2 separate regions of the Mus musculus genome follow, and region 1 is linked to region 2. The links are chromatin loops, found by intact Hi-C in ENCODE. Cell type or tissue: heart. All regions are shown on one strand. Each heading gives the region's core, and the rest is flanking DNA. Links, peaks and the distances in the headings are about the cores only.

Evidence for each region. Peaks named below come from ENCODE experiments on the same cell type or tissue, not always from the same donor. Only the 100,000 strongest peaks of a DNase experiment are listed, where the experiment ranks them.
Region 1: it touches region 2 in a loop (4-fold over the local background); 34 of 42 quality-filtered maps call a loop at or near these places.

The regions. Positions count from the first base shown.
Region 1 is chr6:125,421,470-125,431,119 of GRCm38, reverse strand. Gm32673 (a long non-coding RNA gene) reads right to left here and starts at 190. Exons shown (of 5, transcript XR_378025.4): 1 at 1-190. In heart, for the core only: CTCF peaks have their summits at 4,372 and 4,606 (motif pointing left); DNase peaks (open chromatin) are centred at 4,529 and 8,579; H3K4me3 peaks cover 1,714 bases; H3K27ac peaks cover 2,000 bases.
Region 2 is chr6:125,490,661-125,500,310 of GRCm38, reverse strand. It overlaps Cd9 (CD9 antigen), which reads left to right and starts at 5,551. Exons shown (of 8, transcript NM_007657.4): 1 at 5,551-5,737. The coding sequence starts at 5,672. It overlaps Gm26728 (a long non-coding RNA gene), which reads right to left and starts at 6,878. Exons shown (of 6, transcript XR_869432.2): 1 at 6,826-6,878; 2 at 4,410-4,547; 3 at 10-834. In heart, for the core only: CTCF peaks have their summits at 1,934 (motif pointing right) and 7,479; DNase peaks (open chromatin) are centred at 2,100, 5,570, 7,010, 8,700 and 1 weaker place; H3K4me3 peaks cover 2,548 bases; H3K27ac peaks cover 1,861 bases; H3K27me3 peaks cover 2,721 bases.

The DNA.
Region 1 (9,650 bases), core at 1,017-9,016, 69 kb after region 2:
CCCACAAAGTCCTGGGCCCCCACCTTTGTCTCCACCACAGTAGGTCAGTCACAGATGGTCAGTCCCTGCCAGGTTAGGCTTACTTTCTTATAAGGTCATGTCCAGCAAACACCTGGAATTCCCCTTTATGCAAATAAGGCATTCCCAGCACCTCGGCCCTAGCCAATGATGTACACTCACCCCAAAAGCCTCTACTGAGTCCCCAAAGATTTGAAGTCTTTGATTCCCTGCCCCGCCCCCGCCCCTAATTAAAGGAGCTGTTCAACGAAGCCTGCCTCCACAGGAGCCTGTTTCTCCCTGCACTCGCCCCGTATCTGCCGTCTCCATCATCCCGCCCCCATCCCTCTCCCCAGGCCATTCCTGCGTCCTGCCTCCTCCCCTCAGGATCCCCTGCCCGAGCTTCAGGCTGACTGAGCCAGGAACACAGGGGAAGTGGAGGCCTAACCACCGAGGGCTACAAGGAAACAGTATTGTTCAAACCCAGCAGGCAGTTGCACATACGGATCCATAGTGGTCCTGGCAGCTTGCACAAGACCCACAAAAGCTCAAAAAATTAGACAAGATCTCAGCGTGGCTAGAGGAGGTGCTAGGGACGTTCCACCCCTAACTGAAGAAATATTGGCAACTGGTAGCTTCTGAGAGAGGAGAGTCTGTTTACAGTTATGCCCCTGGTAAGTAGCTCTGCCCTGGGTAGGTCAACTGCCACCCAGAGGAGGGTCACACAGCACAAACTGAACAGAACGGGGCAGGGCAGGCACAAAACTGGGTGGGTAAAGATGGGATTGATTCTGAGAGGAGCTGGGGGTGGGAGGGAAGGTGAACATGCTCAAATACATCTTGAGAAATTCTTAGATAACTACTTCTTTATTTATTTATTTGGTTTTTCAAGACAGGGTTTCTCTGTGTAGCCCTGGCTGTCCTGGAACTCACTTTGTAGACCAGGCTGGCTTTAAACTCAGAAATCTGCCTGCCTCTGCCTCCCGAGTGCTGGGACTAAAGGCGTGCACCACCACACCAGGCTTTCTTTCTTTTTTTTTTTTTTATTGTTAAGAATATTTATTTTGATAGTCTATCATAAGTCAGTCCAGGCTCCACTCTGCCACAGGCGTGTTGAAATGATGTCTCCCTCCGGCTACTTTCTTCTCCAGCGGGACTATGCACCTCCCATGTTGGATTGCATCCAAATCCAGATGACCAAACAGTCCTGTATTCCCAAAGTAGGCTTAGCCACTTACCAGGGGCATATCTGTAAACAGACTCTCCTCTCTCAGAAGCTACCAGTTGCCAAGATCAGGCACTCCAGGATCTTCACCCCTCCGAAGTCTCAGATAAATCAAGAGAGGACTCAAGCCCCAGCAGAGGCAAACTGGCTGCCCTGGAAGACCTGCTGCAGCCTCTGGCTTCTTCAGCTCAGCTTCACCATGGCGATGACCAGAGGAATGAGGATCCCCCACCTTCATAACTACTTCTAATATTGCAGAAAGGAGGGCTGGCGAGAGAGCTCAGCAGATAAGAGGATCCATTGCTCTTCCAGACGACCTGGGTTTGATAACCACCACATGCATGCATGACAACTCACTACTGTAACTACATTTCCAGAGGGTCCAATGCCCTCCTCTAGCCTCTGTGGGCACATGACATGCATGTGGTGCACAGGCAAAGCACCCATATGCATGAAATAAAATAAATACATCTTTAAAAATTCTAACTGCAGAAAAATAAATTTAAAGAAATGATGATGATGGTGATGATGGTGGTGATGGTGATGATGGTGATGGTGGTGATGATGGTGATGATGGTGATGGTGGTGATGGTGGTGATGATGGTGATGATGGTGATGATGGAAGGGCAGCTGTGCCACCACTGATTGTAGCAACAACATTGAGATGCACTCGTGTCAAATGGGCTGCTTAATCTGTGTTAAGCATGACCCCCAAGAGATTCAGGCCCACTCTGCTGACAGATAATCGGGGCACCTTATCAAAAGCATCTAACCCTACACTGCAGGTGTGGTGCTTGACGCCTGCAGAAGGGGATATTGGTAGCCAGAGACCAGGGTGATGGAGACGGCCAACAAGGAGAAAGAGAAGCACTCCAGAAGTCTCTTCAGGCACCCAGGGACAGCAGGCAGGGACAGAGGGGGAAAGTTTCTGACTGGAAAAATCAATCGTTCCTCCTTCCAGGGTCAAATTTAACTGTGTTTCTCATACACCCTAAAGGGGAAAACACTTAGAGTACATTTCTAGACCACTACCACACCCCAGACCCCTTACATCCCACCCTGAAATATTTGAGGTCTCAATGCTAAAGGCAGGGGTCTAAGGAAAAAGCCTCTAGTCTCAGTCTTTCTCAACCTTTCCTTCTCTTTTCTTCTTTTTCCTCCTTCCCCCTCCTCCTCTTCTACCCTTCCTCCTCCACCCCTCCTCATCTTGTCCTCCTCCTCCACCCCTCCTCATCTCCTCCTCCTCCTCCACCCCTCCTCATCTCCTCCTCCTCCTCCTCCACCCCTCCTCATCTCCTCCTCCTCCACCCCTCATCTCCTCCTCCACCCCTTCTCATCTCCTCCTCCTCCTCCACCCCTCCTCATCTCCTCCTCCTCCTCCACCCCTCCTCATCTCCTCCTCCTCCTCCTCCACCCCTCCTCATCTCCTCCTCCTCCTCCACCCCTCCTCATCTCCTCCTCCTCCACCCCTCCTCATCTCCTCCTCCACCCCTCCTCATCTCCTCCTCCACCCCTCCTCATCTCCTCCTCCTCCACCCCTCCTCATCTCCTCCTCCTCCACCCCTCTTCATCTCCTCCTCCTCCACCCCTCCTCATCTCCTCCTCCTCCACCCCTCCTCATCTCCTCCTCCTCCTCCACCCCTCCTCATCTCCTCCTCCTCCACCCCTCCTCATCTCCTCCTCCTCCACCCCTCCTCATCTCCTCCTCCTCCTCCACCCCTCCTCATCTCCTCCTCCTCCACCCCTCCTCATCTCCTCCTCCTCCACCCCTCCTCATCTCCTCCTCCTCCTCCACCCCTCCTCATCTCCTCCTCCTCCTCCTCCCCTTCCCCTCCCCCCTTCCCCCCCTCCAAACAAAGTCTCATGTATCCTGGGTGGACTTTCAGCTCAGCACATAGCTGAGAAGAGTCCTGAACTCCTGATGTTGTGGGGTATCCACCAGAGAAGACTGCCTGGGCATGGGTTTAAGCCAATAGAATCTTCATTAGCTGGCACATGGCTACACAGGCATTCAGGATCCCATAGTGTAGCCCCAAGTCTCTGTCGGGGTGAGCTTTTAAGCACACACACACACACACACACACACACACACACACACACACACACACTTGTCCTGGGTTGACACACTTCAGTTAGCAAGAACAGTTAGCCAGAAGCAGAACTACAGCCACCCAAAAGCCGGGTGAGCACATTTAGAGACGTTCCCATGACTATGGACTTTGATGGATTAGGTCTTTGTTTACGGTTTTGGCAGGTGATGCTGTCTACGTGCTGAGTGAATGGCTCTTCCAATATGGAGTCAGTTATGCTACAGTCTGGAGCCTGTTACACTGGCCCTCCTGATTCTACCACCCAATTGCTTGGTTTACAGACAGACATCACACCCACTCAAAAGTTACTCTCTGAGCTCAGACTTCCTCAGCTACCATATGGGAACAATAATAGTACGTATGCCCCAGTGTCCTGTGAAAACTGTCTGAGATAATTAATTCCTGTAGAGCCACTGGGACAACAGCTAGTTTACAGGAGGTGCCCTGTAAAGTACATGTGTATACATGCACAGAGATCTATATGATTCATGTATTTTAATTATAACTTTCTATCTAAAAGTATACATATATAATAATATGGACATTACTATATATATACAATGTTAGGTGTTCTGTGCTAGACATTACTTCCAAGTTCCTCTTGAGTGGGAGGCCGATAGCTCCTGGGCATCTGGGAGTTACCTCTTCCCAGGGATGGTGACTCATTGGGAGGCCCTCCCAGAATCAACCAAATCTTCCAATTTACCATCCACACTGGCTGAGCTAGTCTCAAGCCCTGTTCTAAATCTGTAGCTAGAAGCCAAGGGAAAGGGCTAGGGGCATGGGAGCGCGGGGGTGGGGGTGGGGGGGTGGGGGTGGGGGTGGGGTGTCTGTTCTTTCTGACTTTAAGCAGAGGGAGAACACTCTTGGGGATCCAGAGGAACTGGCCAGGCTCCATGGCTCCCCAAGTGGAGAATAGTGGCAAATTTTCCTCCGTGATGTCCCTCCTGCTGCCCAGTCCTAGCACATCCCATGCCAGCCCCGGGGCCCTGAAGCCCTGGAACTTGGGCAGGGAAGCAATCCCTGGCCCTGTGGAGAGAGGGGTCACACGCCCGCGGGAAGCCCACCACTCCAGAGGGCTGGCCATATTGCCCCCAGGCAGCAAGGAAGGCCTGAGCTCCTGCAGAGCTGCAGGTCCATACCAGAGGGTGACTCGGGCGGGAGCCCGCGGGCAGGGCGCGGCCGAGCGGGCAGCAGGACCCAATGGACGCCGGAAGCCTCGGAGGCTGACTCATCCTCCTGCCTCCGACAGTCACCGCAGCTTCCACGGCCACACAGAGCGCCCCAAAGGGGATGCGCCCCCTGGAGGCCACATCAGAAAGCGCAACCTGGGACCCTGGTTCCAAGTTAGATCTCTATTTAGATAAATTTGAGGTTCAAAGGAAGGAGGCAAGCACAAACACTTCCTTATCAGTTGGTTTTCATCTCTTTCGAGCCCTCTGTGGAGGCGTGACACCAAATATGAGCATGTGAGCACCTAGTAGGCTCACAATTCGGGCGCAAGTGGATTGCTGGCCTGGTCCCAACCTAATGCAGCCTAATTGTCACCCCTCAGACTCATTTCTCCTTTTGGTCTTAAGACAGCAGAGAATTCATTGACAAACCAGTGACACCCCCCCCCCCCAGCTGATGAAAATGGACAACGTTTACCCAATACCATTGTGCAGAGAGTTTGCATACGTTATTTAATGCCCTTAATCTCTAAAGGAAGTAGATATTATTACCCTGCCTGTTTTCAGGAACTAAATGAAGATTTAAGCGATGGCACTACCGCTATTTGTAGTTTGTTTCTTGGTTTATGGTGGATTTTTTTATGTTATTGTTGTTGTTATTTTTGAGACAGGGTTTCTCTGTGTGACAGCCCTGCTGAAATGGAACTTGCTTTGTAGACCAGGCTGGCCTTGAACTCACAGAGATCACAGTGCTGGGTAAAGGAGTGAGTCACCATGCCCAGTACACACTCAGTTGTGTAAGCAACACTTTCATTTAATTCCACAATAATGTGGAGTGTAGGGATCATTTCCCACGGACAGGTCAGCTAACAGGAAATGAAGGTTCGTTTCTCAAGGTCTTACAGCTCCAATTCTCAGATATAAATCCCTCATTTCTTTCCAACTCCGTGGTCCCCTCCATTCCATCCCACCTCGGCCCTCCCTTGAGGAATAAAAGTGACTCACTCAACCCCACCTGTAGGCTCCAGCAGCTATGAGTCACTAACCCACCCTTTGGGTAGCAGTGACATCCATAACAAACCTAAGCACCTCCCACTTCCCTAGCCCCACCCCCTCCACCCACCCCACTGGCCCCTAGGAAGCGAGAGGCTGGTGAGTGGTTTCTGGTTTCCCACACACTGTCTTTTCAGTGCCCAGGAGGGTGACTGTCTTGAGATTCAATGACCGGTTTGAGCTCCTGTACACGCAAGGAGCCCAGATGTCCTAAACAACCGTCGTAGGCATAGCGGGGAAACCTATGATCGCACCACCACAGAGTAGCCTGAGGCAGGATTGCAGATGCTAAAGCAGCATAAACTACACAGCAAAGAGCCTGGATTACTGAGCTTGCCTGCAGGAGAAAAGAGCTTCAAACCTGATGCGACCGCCCCATGCCGCATCTCTGGGGCGAGAGAGGACTTCAGGAAGGGGTCTGTTAGCGTTCTGTCTAAGCTCCGCCCCACAGTTACCTGTCAATAGCCAGGTAGGCCTGACCCACTGCTTGCCCCTTTCTCCCTCCTTGTTCCTCTCTTGCTACCTTGTTCTTCCCTTCCCCATCTCTCCATGTGCTCATGGCCAGCCTCTACTCTTCTATTCTCCCTCTCTCTGCCTTTCTCTGCCTCTACTACCCTCTTAACTCCCCTCCCCATACCCTGAATAAACTCTATTCTATACTATACCTTTGTGTGGCTGGTCCCTCGGGGAAGGGGATGCCTCAGCATGGGCCCGCGGAGGAACCTCCTTCCCCCCCCCATACCTCACCACGCCCCCATAGAATATATACCCCCTCTTTTTTGTTTTGTTTTGTTTTTCGAGACAGGGTTTCTCTGTATAGCCCTGGCTGCCCTGGAACTCACTCTGTAGACCAGGCTGGCCTCGAACTCAGAAATCCGCCTGCCTCTGCCTCCCGAGTGCTAGGATTAAAGGCGTGCGCCACCACGCCCGGCATACCCCTCTTTTTATGTTTTTATAAACACACCAGGGTTGGTGGGTGCCTTGCCTGCATTACTCCAAGAATGTCAAAATCTTAAAGAATGAAAATAAGAAAAATCAAATGGAGGATGTCTGGATCCTTGAGAAGCCGACCTGGGAAGATTTTTAGTGCCATGGAAAAAGCAGAATGGCTTAGTTTACAAGGAAAAGGGGAGCCGGTCATGTGAGTGAAACCTGCAGGAGGCTGCCTTCAGAACAAGCTGGAAAAAGCCAGCTCTGGATCAACACCATCAAATTTCAATGGCTGTGAGTCACAGAGCTCAGACCTCAGAGGCAGTGGGGAGCACTTCCCCCTTGGCAGGCAAATCCCAGATGCCTGCCTTCTCCTGAAGGCCACAGAGGGAGATTGTCCCCCAGAAGAGGAGCCTTGAGGTTGATCTCCTAGCTCAGTGGGGGTACACTGGGGGTTCCGTCACAGCAGCACACACACACACACACACACACACACACACACCAGAAACAAAAGAACAGAGCCAGATGTAGTGGTTCACATCTGTCTTTGTTATCCTGACACTTGGAAGGAAGAGGCAGGAGGAGCAGGAGTTGAAAGCCAGATTCAGCTACACATTGGAGTTTGAAGCCAAGGGAGAAAAAATTAAAGCAATAAAAAGAATACACCCAAACTGTAAACCATAGGCATGGCCTGACCCGTGGGGCTAGTACAATTCAAAGTCTTACTAGGAATTCAAAACAGGATTCCACTGCTCCCAAGGACATGCAAAAGAGAGAGAGGCAAAGTTTCCTCAGGAGGAGCTGGGGCACAGCATTTGACTAGCGGAGGCTCACAAACTCTTTGACTGTCAATCTACAAAGGTCCAGTAACCAAGTGCCCCTAACAGCTGGAAATCTTGCTGGCATGATTCATCAATGAACGGCCCACATATTTTGGGTCTGTGGTCGTGAATAAGTCACGGCTGTGGCACTTACTGGGCACAAACATGCTCACCTCGTCCCCGTCCCCAGGAGGCAGCGGAGAAAGGGCAAATGCAGGCTCGTGCAGGCCTTGTGCAGCGACCCTTTGCTCTCAGCACTTGGACCAGCAGCGAATCTCTGCTTTAACGCCGGCTCCTTGGACAAAGGCCGAGAGCAGCCCCTGTGGATGTGTAGAAACGTGAATGTTCAGAAGGCAGCATGTCCATTTAGCAAAAGCAGAAACATCCCTCTAAGAGGTTTGTGTCTTCCATTCTCTGCCTACTCTCCCTTGGGTTACCACACTAAACTACTGCAGCCTGGAACTGCTCTCAGCTGCATCCATCCGTCTGCCTGTCAGCCTGTCCCTCCTGAACATCACCTGACCAAATTCTTCTCCCTTTCTTGGGAACCCAGAGCCACAGGTGATAAGAACGTTCTGTACTTCCTGCAGCCAAAGTCACCCACCCACAACTTAATCTGCTCTTTCTTTCCTCTCCTGATCTACAAAGGACCTGTCCCTGAGAGCCTAGTGGTCCTCAGGTGTCCTGGCTCCCACCCTTCCTCCTGGCCCACAGCTTCCCCAACCTATTGACTACCCATCTCCACTCGCTACCCGACAAGCTCTTCCCTTCAATAGCCTGTTGATATGTGGAGTTGTTGTTTTTCTTGTGTGTGTGTGTATGTGTGCGTGCACTATTGACTACTTGATGTCTTTTGTAATTCCATATTACTTTGGAATTTCTTTTTCTGTTTCTGTGAAGAATTTTCTGGCATTCTGGTAGCCTTCCATCTAGGCAGGGAACTGGTTACCAGTCTCCTTGCCACAAAAACAAGCTGGAAATGCACCTTAAGGAAGAGTTTATTTTTGGTTCGTGGTTTGAGAATGTGGCGCCTCAAAGCAGGAAGACGTGCTGAAGAGAGAGTAAGTGGCTGGTCTCGCTGTATCCACCTCCCTTCCCTGCAGCCTCTCCCCGCTGCAGTCCCTCTTCCTGTAGCCCCTCCCCTGAAGCCCTACCTTCTGCAGCCTTTCCCTCCTGCAGCCCCTCCCTCCTGCACCCCCTCTTCTTGTAGCCCCTCCCCTGCAGCCTCTCCCCCTGCCGCCCCTCCCTCCTGTAGCCCCTCCCCTGCAGACGCTCTCATGAAGCCCCGCCCCTGCAGCCTCTTTCTCCTGCAGCTCCTCCCTCCTGTAACTCCTCCCCCTGCAGCAGTGGTTCTCAACCTTCCTAACTCAGCATCCCTTTAACACAGTTCCTCATGTTGTGGTGACCCCGACCATAAAACTATTTTCACTGCTGCTTCATAACTGTAATTCTGTTACTGTTGTGATTTCCGTGCCCGTGAACCTATGAACGGCTTGACACAACGTGGTCCATACACACATACTGGGATATTATTCAGCCTTAAAAGGGAAGGAACGCCTGACACATGCTAGGACATGAACAGACCCCGAGGACAGTATACTCAGTGAATAAACCGGTCGTGAAGCAGCAAGTCCCGTGTGACTCCACTTCTGGGAGGTTCTCAGAGAAGTCAATAAAGCACCCAGGGATGAGTCAGGAAGAGACGGGCAAGGGTGGAAGGGGCGCAAAGAGGCTCATGGGAGGAATGTGATTATTAAACACATTCCACCATGTATGGAAATGCCACAATAAAACGCACTATCATGTAATTTATACAATAGTTCATTATTCTGTTTTTTTTTTTAAAGAGAAAGAACGGCAGTTGCCAGGGCTAAGAGGGATGAGGAGTCAGTTTTCAAGGACTGCAGTTTCAGCTTTGTAGGATGCAAAGGTCCCTAGAAACGGCATAGCTGTGCAAAAGTCTCAAGGGAAGTGCTCCTGGATTTTGCTGTCTTGTTTTGTTTTTGAGATCCAGTGTTGTTACGATATAGCTTGGAGTGACCTTGAACTCACAATATTCCAGCCTCAGTGCTGGGATTACAGGCCTGTGCCACTCCGCCCAGTGAGTAATTATGTAATAGTTAAACTGATTCCCAGAGTCTTAGATTTTCAAACTAAAGTCTCATTGCCACAGTGGCATACCCCACCCCCGACAGACGGACAGACAGACACACACACACCATGAGTTGTTGGCTAAGGAGTCCCCACAGGCCCCCATATAACACAGACTTTTGCCACCACTCTTGGTTACCTGAGAGGACTAGACAGTAAGACCCCATTGCTCATCTAGCAAACGGGGATCAGACTGGACAAAGCCTGGAAG
Region 2 (9,650 bases), core at 1,090-9,089:
GCCACCTACCTTTGCCTCCCAAGTGCTGGAATTGAAGGTGTGCTCCATCACATGAGACATATTAGGAAACAGGGCCCCTATTCGCTCAGCAGGTAAGAGGAAGAAGAAGGGAGAGCCTCGGGCAAGGCAGGGCTTGAAGGCTGACGGAAGAAAGAAGGATTGAAAAAGACCAAGTTCATTTTGCATGTAGGATCCCAAAGAGATTTTGTGCCCTGGTCCCAATGTTTATTTTAATAACTGTGTTCATCTCCTTCTGCTACTGTAATAAATTATGACAAGTGTAGTGGCTTAAAATAACACATTCAATTATTTTACCACTCCAGAGATCAAAGGTCAGTAAGTGGGCAGTGGTGGGTTTGTTCCTGCTGACAGTTGAAGGGGGGAATTCATTTCTTCATCTGGTCCAGCTTCCAGAGGCACCTGGGTTCCTTGGCACAAGGCCACACATCGCCCTAACCTGGGCTTCTGTCCTCACATCTCATCCTCTGGCTAGGGAACTGTGACCTCTCTTTCATAGGAACTCTTTGGAGGAATGGAGAGATGGTACAGCAGTTCAGAGCACTGGCTCTTAACTAAGTTCTAGAGGACTGTTTTAGTCGGGGTTTCTATTCCTGCACAAACATCAGTACCAAGAAGCAAGTTGGGGAGGAAAGGGTTTATTCAGCTTACAATTCCACACTGCTGTTTATCACCAAAGGAAGTCAGGACTGGAACTCAAGCAGGTTAGGAAGTAGGAGCTGATGCGGAAGGAAGGAAGGAAGGAAGGAAATCCAATTCTCAAAAGGATAAGGCAAGAGGATCTAGAATCAAAGACTCTGGGCTCCTTAATGAGATCTGTCAAAAGAGGAAAAAAAATGAAAGCAAACAACACAAATCTCTTTGATTACAAAGTCCCACCAAAAATATCTCCATTTCAAGCTCCTTTAACTCTATCTACAGCCCCTCACTCCAAGCACAGAGGAGTGGCACACCCACGAGTTCTGGGGGTTAAGAAAGGACATGTTTGGATGACTGCTGAACAAACATGATGACTTCAATTGACAAAGAGGTAACTAGACAAAGGAAATGGTGGGAACTCGAAAGCCAAGAGCAAAGCAGACCCCTGAGGACCAACCCTTGAGTGAGGTTTGTCTCCATGAACTTATGCCAGAGATATTTACAGAAAGCCAGCAAGGGATGGAAATTAATCCAGGCAAATGGTCTTTTAGATTTTTTTTTAATCTGAATTTGTATTATGTTGGTATGGCTGTTTTGTTAGCTTGAATGCCTGGGCACCACCTGCATGTCTGGTGCCCACAGAGGCCAGGAGATGGTGTCAGATCCTCTGGAACTGGAGTTACAGGTGTGCTGGGAATGAAACCCAAGGCCTCTGGAAAAGAAGTCAGTGCTGTTAACTGCTGAGCCATCTCTCCAGCCCCCTACCCCAAACTGAGATTATTTGAAGGTGCTCACCACCCACGTGTGTATCAATACAGGAATACGCTGACGCCCAGAGTCACACCAAGCAATCCACACGGACAAGACTAGATAGAGCAATGGCCCAAGGCTCACACCGCTGGCTTTCAAGAAGCGTGCTGTTCTCAACCTGTGAATCGCGACCCCTTTGGGAGTCCCCTATCAGGTAGTTACATTATGATTCATAATGGTAGCAAAATGACAGTTATAAGGTAGCAACAAAATCCTTTGGGGGTCACAACATGAGGAACTGCATTAAAGGGTCTTGGCGTTAGGAAGGTTGAAAACCATTGCTTCAGAGTTAAGGAAGTCGTGGAACCTTCTCGTAGTGAAAGCAGCAAACCCAATGGTCACTGCTACAGTAGCCAGGAGGCTCTTGTTTCGAAAAAGGATCCTGTTGGGGGCTGCATATGCTGGTACCCACATGGGGATGAGACAAACGACCACACTAAAGCCAACTTGGCCGTATGCGTTTAAATCTTACCACCAGGGGGAGCACAAGAGCCAACTGGGACCCCTTGAGTTGAACTGGGGTTTTTTCCAGAAACAGGATCCCACCCACACCCTACCCCCACCCCACCCCCAGGGAAGGCAGAATAAGTTTTCCCAGTCCCAACTCTATAAAAGCCTGGAAGGTCTGGCTGCCGCCATGTGATCGCTGACTCAAGGGCTTACCCACATTTTCCTCTTCTAGTTAAAGCAAACCACATTTTTTCCATTCCTCCCTTTTCCTGGTTGCCTGCAGCATGAAGCTTTTGTAACAAACACACTTTGGCCCAGAACATCACTACACCATAGAAGACCAGAGTCCCAAGACAGGAGGTAACCCTTCCAAATAAACCACAGAGTAGGGACCAAGACCCTCAACTCCAGGTTCAGGGCTTTTGTCGTATAAGGGAACATCTTTGTGTGGGCCTGGGATCTCCGGCAGGAGGATTTCCACTTTAAGACAACACTGAGACTCTTTTAAAATAAGCAAACAAGTGAAAAATAATTTTTTTAAAAGAAAGGAATCCAGCCAGGCAGTGGTGGCGCACGCCTTTAATCCCAGCACTTGGGAGGCAGAGGCAGGCAGATTTCTGAGTTCGAGGTCAGCCTGGTCTACAGAGTGAGTTCCAGGACAGCCAGGACTACACAGAGAAACCCTGTCTCAAAAACAAAAACAAAAACAAAAATGGGGGGTGGGACCCATGAGGGGGCTGGAAAGATGGGTCAGAGGTTAAGAGCACCAACTGCTCTTCCCAAGGTCCTGAGTTTAATCCCCAGCAACCACATGGTGGCTCACAACCATCCATAATGAGATCTGACGCCCTTTTCTGGAGTGTCTGAAGACAGCTATAGTGTATTTACATATAATGAATAAATAAATCTTTTTAAAAAAAGGAATCCATGATTCTATGTAATGGGGTCTTAGGCTGTTTCTTGGAGATCAACCATAATAGTGATGGCAGTGGGCTGGGGGAGAGTCTCTTCAGCAGTCACCGCTATCCAGAGCAGGTTCTGATGTGGACACAAATGTTTACTGAACCCCACTCTCCCATGGTGGGGGAGGGAGTACAAGGAGATAAAACCTTTTCTTTAGAACTGTTCTCTTGCCAGGCGTGGTGGCACATGCCTTTAGTCCCAGCACTAGGGAGGCAGAGGCAGGCGGATTTCTGAGTTCGAGGCCAGCCTGGTCTACAGAGTGAGTTCCAGGACAGCCAGGGCTACACAGAGAAACCCTGTCTCGAAAAAACAAACAAACAAACAAAAATAGAACTGTTCTCTTAAGATGGATGGACTCCCACCAGAACAGTACAAGGAGACCTTATTTTCTCCCTATCCCAGCTCTGCCTCCTTCCTTGTCCTCTGCCCTCGCTCCCCCACAGCCAGTAGCTTCCCTGGCACAGACAGTTGCCATGTCTTTGTGTTTCTAGGCCCTCACACACAGCTCCTCCTGGATGGCCACTCTCTGCTCCGCTGATGCCTCCTGACTTCCAAAGTCATAGATAGCGCCTGCGTGGGGCCTAGCTCAGATTGACTCGGGGATGTCCACAGAATTGCCTGTTAGGGTCTCTCGAACCCCTATCCGTGGATAAAGGTGCCTTCATGGCACTACACTCAACAAGAATAACGTGGTAAAACTAAGAAAATTTAGAAGAAGCGAAAGAAGCTCTTAGAGATTCGGCTTCTGCTCAGACTCTCCCTCTGGCTCCCACATGACTCCTCGGCAGACTTTTAGGTCCCATTGCCGCTCCTACCTTCCCATAGGTCCCAAACTGGTCACACCCCCTAACGGAGCTCCATTTTTCATTTTACCTAACCGCACCTCCTCAAATGCATTCGGATTTTCTGTCCAGTGCCCCAAGGTTTTACACCAGGGAGTGGAGATACAAACAAGGGTCCCTAACCGCACAGCACTTGCAGGCTGCCCTCTTGTCCCGTGCCCACACACAGTCAAGGGGTTCACCTGACACTCCCGGGGTTCACCTTCACTCTCAGAGGACAAGGTCCTCACCAGCTCTCTCCAGAAGACCACGGGAGCCCCAGCTCTGCCAGGCTTCCCTGATTGTAACACTTACTTTGTGAGAGCTCTCAAGAGACCCCTAAGTTGACCACACACACCCTCCAAGTCTCCTGCCTGCGTCCTTCTTCCAACTCCTAAGCTGCTTCAGGGAAGACAGAATGTGTTGCTTTCGACTCCTGTTCCCCAGTGAAGAACCTTTCTAAACTAAACTGTGGGAAAAAAAAAAAAAAGGTTTTTAACTGGGTCTATTAATGAATCAGTCTACTTACTGATAAATAGTGAAGCCAGTCTACTGATAAACAGTAAAACAAGAGCTGTGCTATGCTAACAGAGCTGGGTTTGCTATGTGAAAAAGTTTCTTGTTTTTATTTTTTGTTTTTGGGGACCGGGTCTCCTGTGGCGTTGGCCTCCAACGTACTTTAACCCAGGAAAAAAAATTTTAACTCACATTCTTTTTGCTTTCTGATATTTTCTGATGTTTCTGTAATAAGTACGGTTTGCTTTTGCAATGAAGAATGCTAAGGAAACTTCCTGCAGGGGTGAGGAAGAGAAAACTGTAAAGGATATTGAGAAGGGCCTCTTCACCCTGTTGAAAAAATCAAGAAAGAATTTAGAGAGTCACAGAGCAGGACGTGGTGGCCTGAACCGCTCTGGCAGGAGGACTGGAGTTGAAGATAGCCTGAGCTACATAAGCAAATTCCGGGTCAGTAGGTCTACAAACGGCTAAATCCTACTTCAAAAGAAATGAAATCGCTGGGCGTATTGGCACATCCCAGCAGAGGCAGACAGATCTTTATGAGTTCAAGGCCAGCCTGGTTTACACAGGGCGTTCCAAGCCAGATAGGACAGCATAGTAAGACTCTGTCTCAAAATAATAATAGATTTAAATAAAAAAAATAATAAAGCACAATAGAATTTTCACAAGGAGGCAGGGCGGCCAGCATACACCCCTGCAGGCATGGAGGCGCAGCAGAGTAGGGGTGTGGCATCAGGTGTGGCAGGGAATGAACGGAGTAAATACAGGATGAAGAAGGGTTTCAACTCAAGTCTCTGAACGTAGAAAGTTTCTGAGCAAAGTAGAACTGCTCAGATTAGCACCTAGAACATTCTAGCGGCCACCGTGCTCAACTAAGTGCGTTCAGTCCAGAAAGGTTTACAAGGAGGTGTCAGAGAGAACGCAAGCCAGGCAAATAGGGGCTCGCAGACTTGCCTCGGGAATCTGAAAAGGTTCTTAAGATTACATGGCCCTTGGGGGTCTTCCAACGTGAGCTCTTATGCAGAGCCCAGGATGAACTAGGATGAACGGGAAAGGCGAGGCCGGCACTTAACTCCCCGTAAAAGAAGTCGGGTACGGAGGTCCGGAAAGACCCCGAGACGGTGGGAAGAAGGAAGATGGAGGGAAAGAGGATCTTAGAAACCAGACGGCAAAAGTTAGGTGCAGAGAGAGCTCTGCACTGAGGGTGAAACCGAAGTCCCAGAACCTGGGTCTGGGGAGGGGATTAGAGCATGGGCGGGGCAGGTGGGCCGGGGGGCGGGGTCGGCATCCCTCCGCACATGCGCATAGCAGCTGGCCGAGCGCCGTAAGGAGTGGCACTTTTTAAAAGTGGAGCCTCAGGCCAGCCCCTAGCCGCAGCGTGTCTCAGTCGGTTGTCGAGTCCCTTCTGTCCCAGTCGTTCGTGCCTCTTGTCCCACGCAACTCCAGCTTGTACCATGCCGGTCAAAGGAGGTAGCAAGTGCATCAAATACCTGCTCTTCGGATTTAACTTCATCTTCTGGGTGAGTGAGAGGCGACTGTCGGCGCGCTCCTCTCCGAGGCCACCTGTTCTCAGGCCCGAGACGGCGTCCGGGGCGGAGAGTGTCCCGGCGGCCGAGAGCGCCGGGAGCCGCTGGTACTGCGCGCGCCAGGCGGACTCCGGGCGAGTAGAGAAAGGCGCAGCGGCTGCCAGCTGGCCAGGCGGGACTGGCAGGTGGGCGGGAGGAGCAAGTGGGTGGGAGAGCCGAGGGTCCTGGTGGCTCCGGCTGTGCACTTCGCTCCCGGGTCCTTCTACCGCCGAGTATTTGAGATGGGCTCTGTGCCTGCTCCCACCCGGAGCACCCCCGAGTGTGAGAGAGGAGTGAGGGAGGAGCGGAGCAACCTTTTCGAGTAACTCGATGCCCTCCCCGGCCCGCAAGGCTCCTTGCCAGCAGGGCAGTCGAGCGTCTCCCACTTCGGTGGTCCCACAAGTGACAAGGGGTGCTACGGAGGGAGAGGAAGTGGGTGTGGGGAGTCTTCCCTGCACCTGGAGGTCGGACATTCCTTGTTTAGGACCTGAACTCTCAACTGAAAACGTCCATGCCTCTCTCTAAGCTACCTGAAAGACTAGATTGTCTTGATTCTTTTTCAAGAGCGATAACTATCTTGGCTGTAGAGAACTCTGGGAGAGTTAAGAGAAAAGAAGGCGGGGAAGGTGCCTATTGGCGCCTCTAGATGGGATAAATCCGGTGTTTCTGCATTTCCCAGGTAATCAGGTACTGCGGGCTTGAAGCCTCGCTCTAAAAATGTCCAGGTGGGGCCAAGGGGAATGGCCGTTCACCTGCAGAGGGTCCAGAGGCAGGTGCTAGTAGACTCTACAGATGGGCCTCTGGGTAGGGCAACAAGAGAGTGTCCACTCTCCCAAAACTCAGGGACAGAAGCAAGGAAATACACGGAAGACCCTTTTGTCCTGATTCTGAGAGGGCACACTCCCAAACACAAATGGACGGAATTTGCTCCCAGGCAATCAGGAAAGAGCTTAACTAGGCAACTCCTGTGCCACCAGAGACTTTGAACAACAACAACTAAAAAGTCCACTATTCCCTTTGGAGCTGGCCACCGGGATGCTCACCATCTTCCAGCAACTGTAAGGTTTAATACTCTCCAGGGTTGCTTGGAAGTGTTGCACAACCTGCAGAGACTGCCCTGGGTTTCTAGGAGCCACCACACCCATACAACTTAAGAGGATGTCAGAGGACATTCCCTGCTTGTGTTTCCCCAGTTCTGCAGACAGGCAGCCAGCTCCCAGGCTTGGCTTGGTCCACTCATCAGCTTGAGCGCTTTGTTACAAAACAAAGTCTGAAGGCAGCTGGCCCCACCCAACCCCGCCCTGTCCTTTGGGGAGTTTTCCTCCCTCTACCTTTTAGTCTCTTCCCTGCTAGTCTGTCGGTCAGTCCCCAGACGCCTGCATAGATGGTGTGAAAGTTTGGTGCTAAGGGGAAACCACATAGTTGCCTACATCTCCCATCTGCCCCCCATGGCATATGTATGTAAGGGGCTGAGAGGAGGTGCCCATGGCCACCCTATGTCTTCTCATTCTGTTGCCTGCTGGCCTACAGTCTGCCCATCTTGTCTCCTGCTGCCACTTCCGCTCCTATCCAGAACCCTGACAAGTTGCTGCTGGCTGACTCTGCCTCCTGAAGCAGGACAGTCTCACTCTAGAAGGGTTTGACTTTGGGGTTGGGAACTGCATTGGAGATTATGCACCAGCTGGAGGTGCTAGCTCTCGTGTCCACCGTGAGGAACCAGGGTGCCCAAGATCGCAAGCCGAGTTAGTACTGTAACCTCTGGGCCCCTTGTTTGCTCTCTTTACTCTCCTGTCTCTTACCATTAGGGAGGTGGGCGGTTTACTATGTTAATTATTGTTACCTGCCCTACCCTGGGCTCTAATAGGGACAGTCCTGTTACAATCTCTGTGCTAAGTATTTTACAGTCTCCAAAGGCCTCCCCAAGCTCCATGATATAACCAGAGAAAGAAACATTATTCCCATTTTGACCAGAAATCTTGCCCATGATAGGTTAAGTGCTAAAGGCAGGGTCAAGTGATAGGGTATTATCAAGTGAGGTAGTTAGTATTGGGCAGGAGCAAAGGAAGGCTGAGAGGAAACTCCTCAAAATATCTTTTACTACAGGCGGTGATCTCTCTCGGGGGAACCCTTGGGATCATTATGATGTCACCTCTTCAATCTCTTGAGACCAGTGATTTATGAACTTGACATTTGGTGCCTGGTGTGGGCTTTGGAAAGCAGAGGCCACCTTTGTCTGTAGAGGATACTGAGCGGCTGGATGGCAGGAATCCAAAGAGAAGCCAGCCTCTCGTAGTCGCCCTGGGACAGTGGAAGAGAGGGAGGACCGGCAAAGGGGAATCTGTCTTTCTCCTAGGCCCGAGCATGTCCCCTGTGGGACATGCTCTGTGACAGCTGAGCCTGCCCAGCCTGCCTTTCTGAAGTTGGGTGTCTCCTGCCCACAACCAAGCCAGCAATCGGTCTGTTTTCCGACAACCTCAGAGCCAGACCTCACAAGCCTATTTTGGTGGTTCCCAAATTTCTCTCAGATCTCCATGTCTATCCCTCCACTCCCTCCAAAAGAGAAAGAAAAGAATTGAGAAAGAAAACATCTTCCTAATGTCTGAATGGCAGGTGATTAGAAGTGTTTCAGGCTATAATGTGGTGGCCAGCCTTGAGCCGGGCCTGGAATGTGCCTCTCCCATTCGTTGTTTGTTTGTTTGTTTGTTGAAGGCTTTGTTATACAGCCAACTGGCCTTGATCCTGTTGCCTCTGTCTGGCCTTTCCCCATCCCGCACACCCATTCCCCCAGATCCCACATAGCGAAGTCTTTTATGGTTTTTAGCCTCGGCAAAGGAAAGCCCAGATTGAGAGAGCCAGCCAGATCCTGCTTCCATGCACTCTGACCCTCTGTTTCTGCTCCTTCCCCATCCGGAAGGATGGAAGTAACAGAGGGATCTCCTCCACCTCCAGAGATGACATCACCTTCACGGAAGCAGCTTGGAAATGTAGGCAGAGAGCTGACCCAGGCTTCAGAGCCTGGCGGAGGGCGGATTACTTGGGAACCACAGGCAGCTCACTTTCCTGATCCGCACCGAAGTTTCCTCATCACAAAACCCATGACTTGACGCAAAAGGTCTCAAAGGTCCATTCAAGATCAGCCTATAGAACGAGCCCCGGCCACCACACACCATTGCCCCACCTCTCCTCTGGTTAATAAGACTTCCCGGCAAGCCACGTAACAGAGGTGTAGGAGTCTGGAAATCACGGTGGATAGTGAGACTTGTTCCCTGGCTTTTACCTGCGAGTATAAACCTGTTTCTTGGATCTTCCCTGTTCCTTTTACCTTCCCTCACTCTTGGCGGGGGGGGGGGGGGGGGTCTCCTTTTCTTCTGGTTCTTTGGTAAGTGCTCCATTGCCTTGGCCTTTTTTTTTTTTAATATTTATTTATTATATGTAAGTACACTGTAGCTGTCTTCAGACACTCCAGAAGAGGGCGTCAGATCTCCTTAAGGATGGTTGTGAGCCACCATGTGGTTGCTGGGATTTGAACTCAGGACCTTTGGAAGAGCAGTTGGTGGTGCTCTTAACCACTGAGCCATCTCTCCAGCCCCGCCTTGGCCTTTTATGGTCATAGATTGTAATGGTCAGTGTACAGCCCTGGATTCAGCATCTTCAGCCCCTGGGCAGGTTAGCTGCATCTCCCTGTAGCTCTATTGCTTCACTAGTAGAAAGTGATTTGAGGTCTTTGGAGAGGGTGGGAGCAATTCCCAGGTAAGTATGGATGCTTAAACCACAGATTAGGCCACACTCCTCCTACTCAGTGTGGCCGGACTATGTGGCTGTGTGTGCCGTGTAGCCTTACGGCTTTTCCACATCTCCCTGCCATACG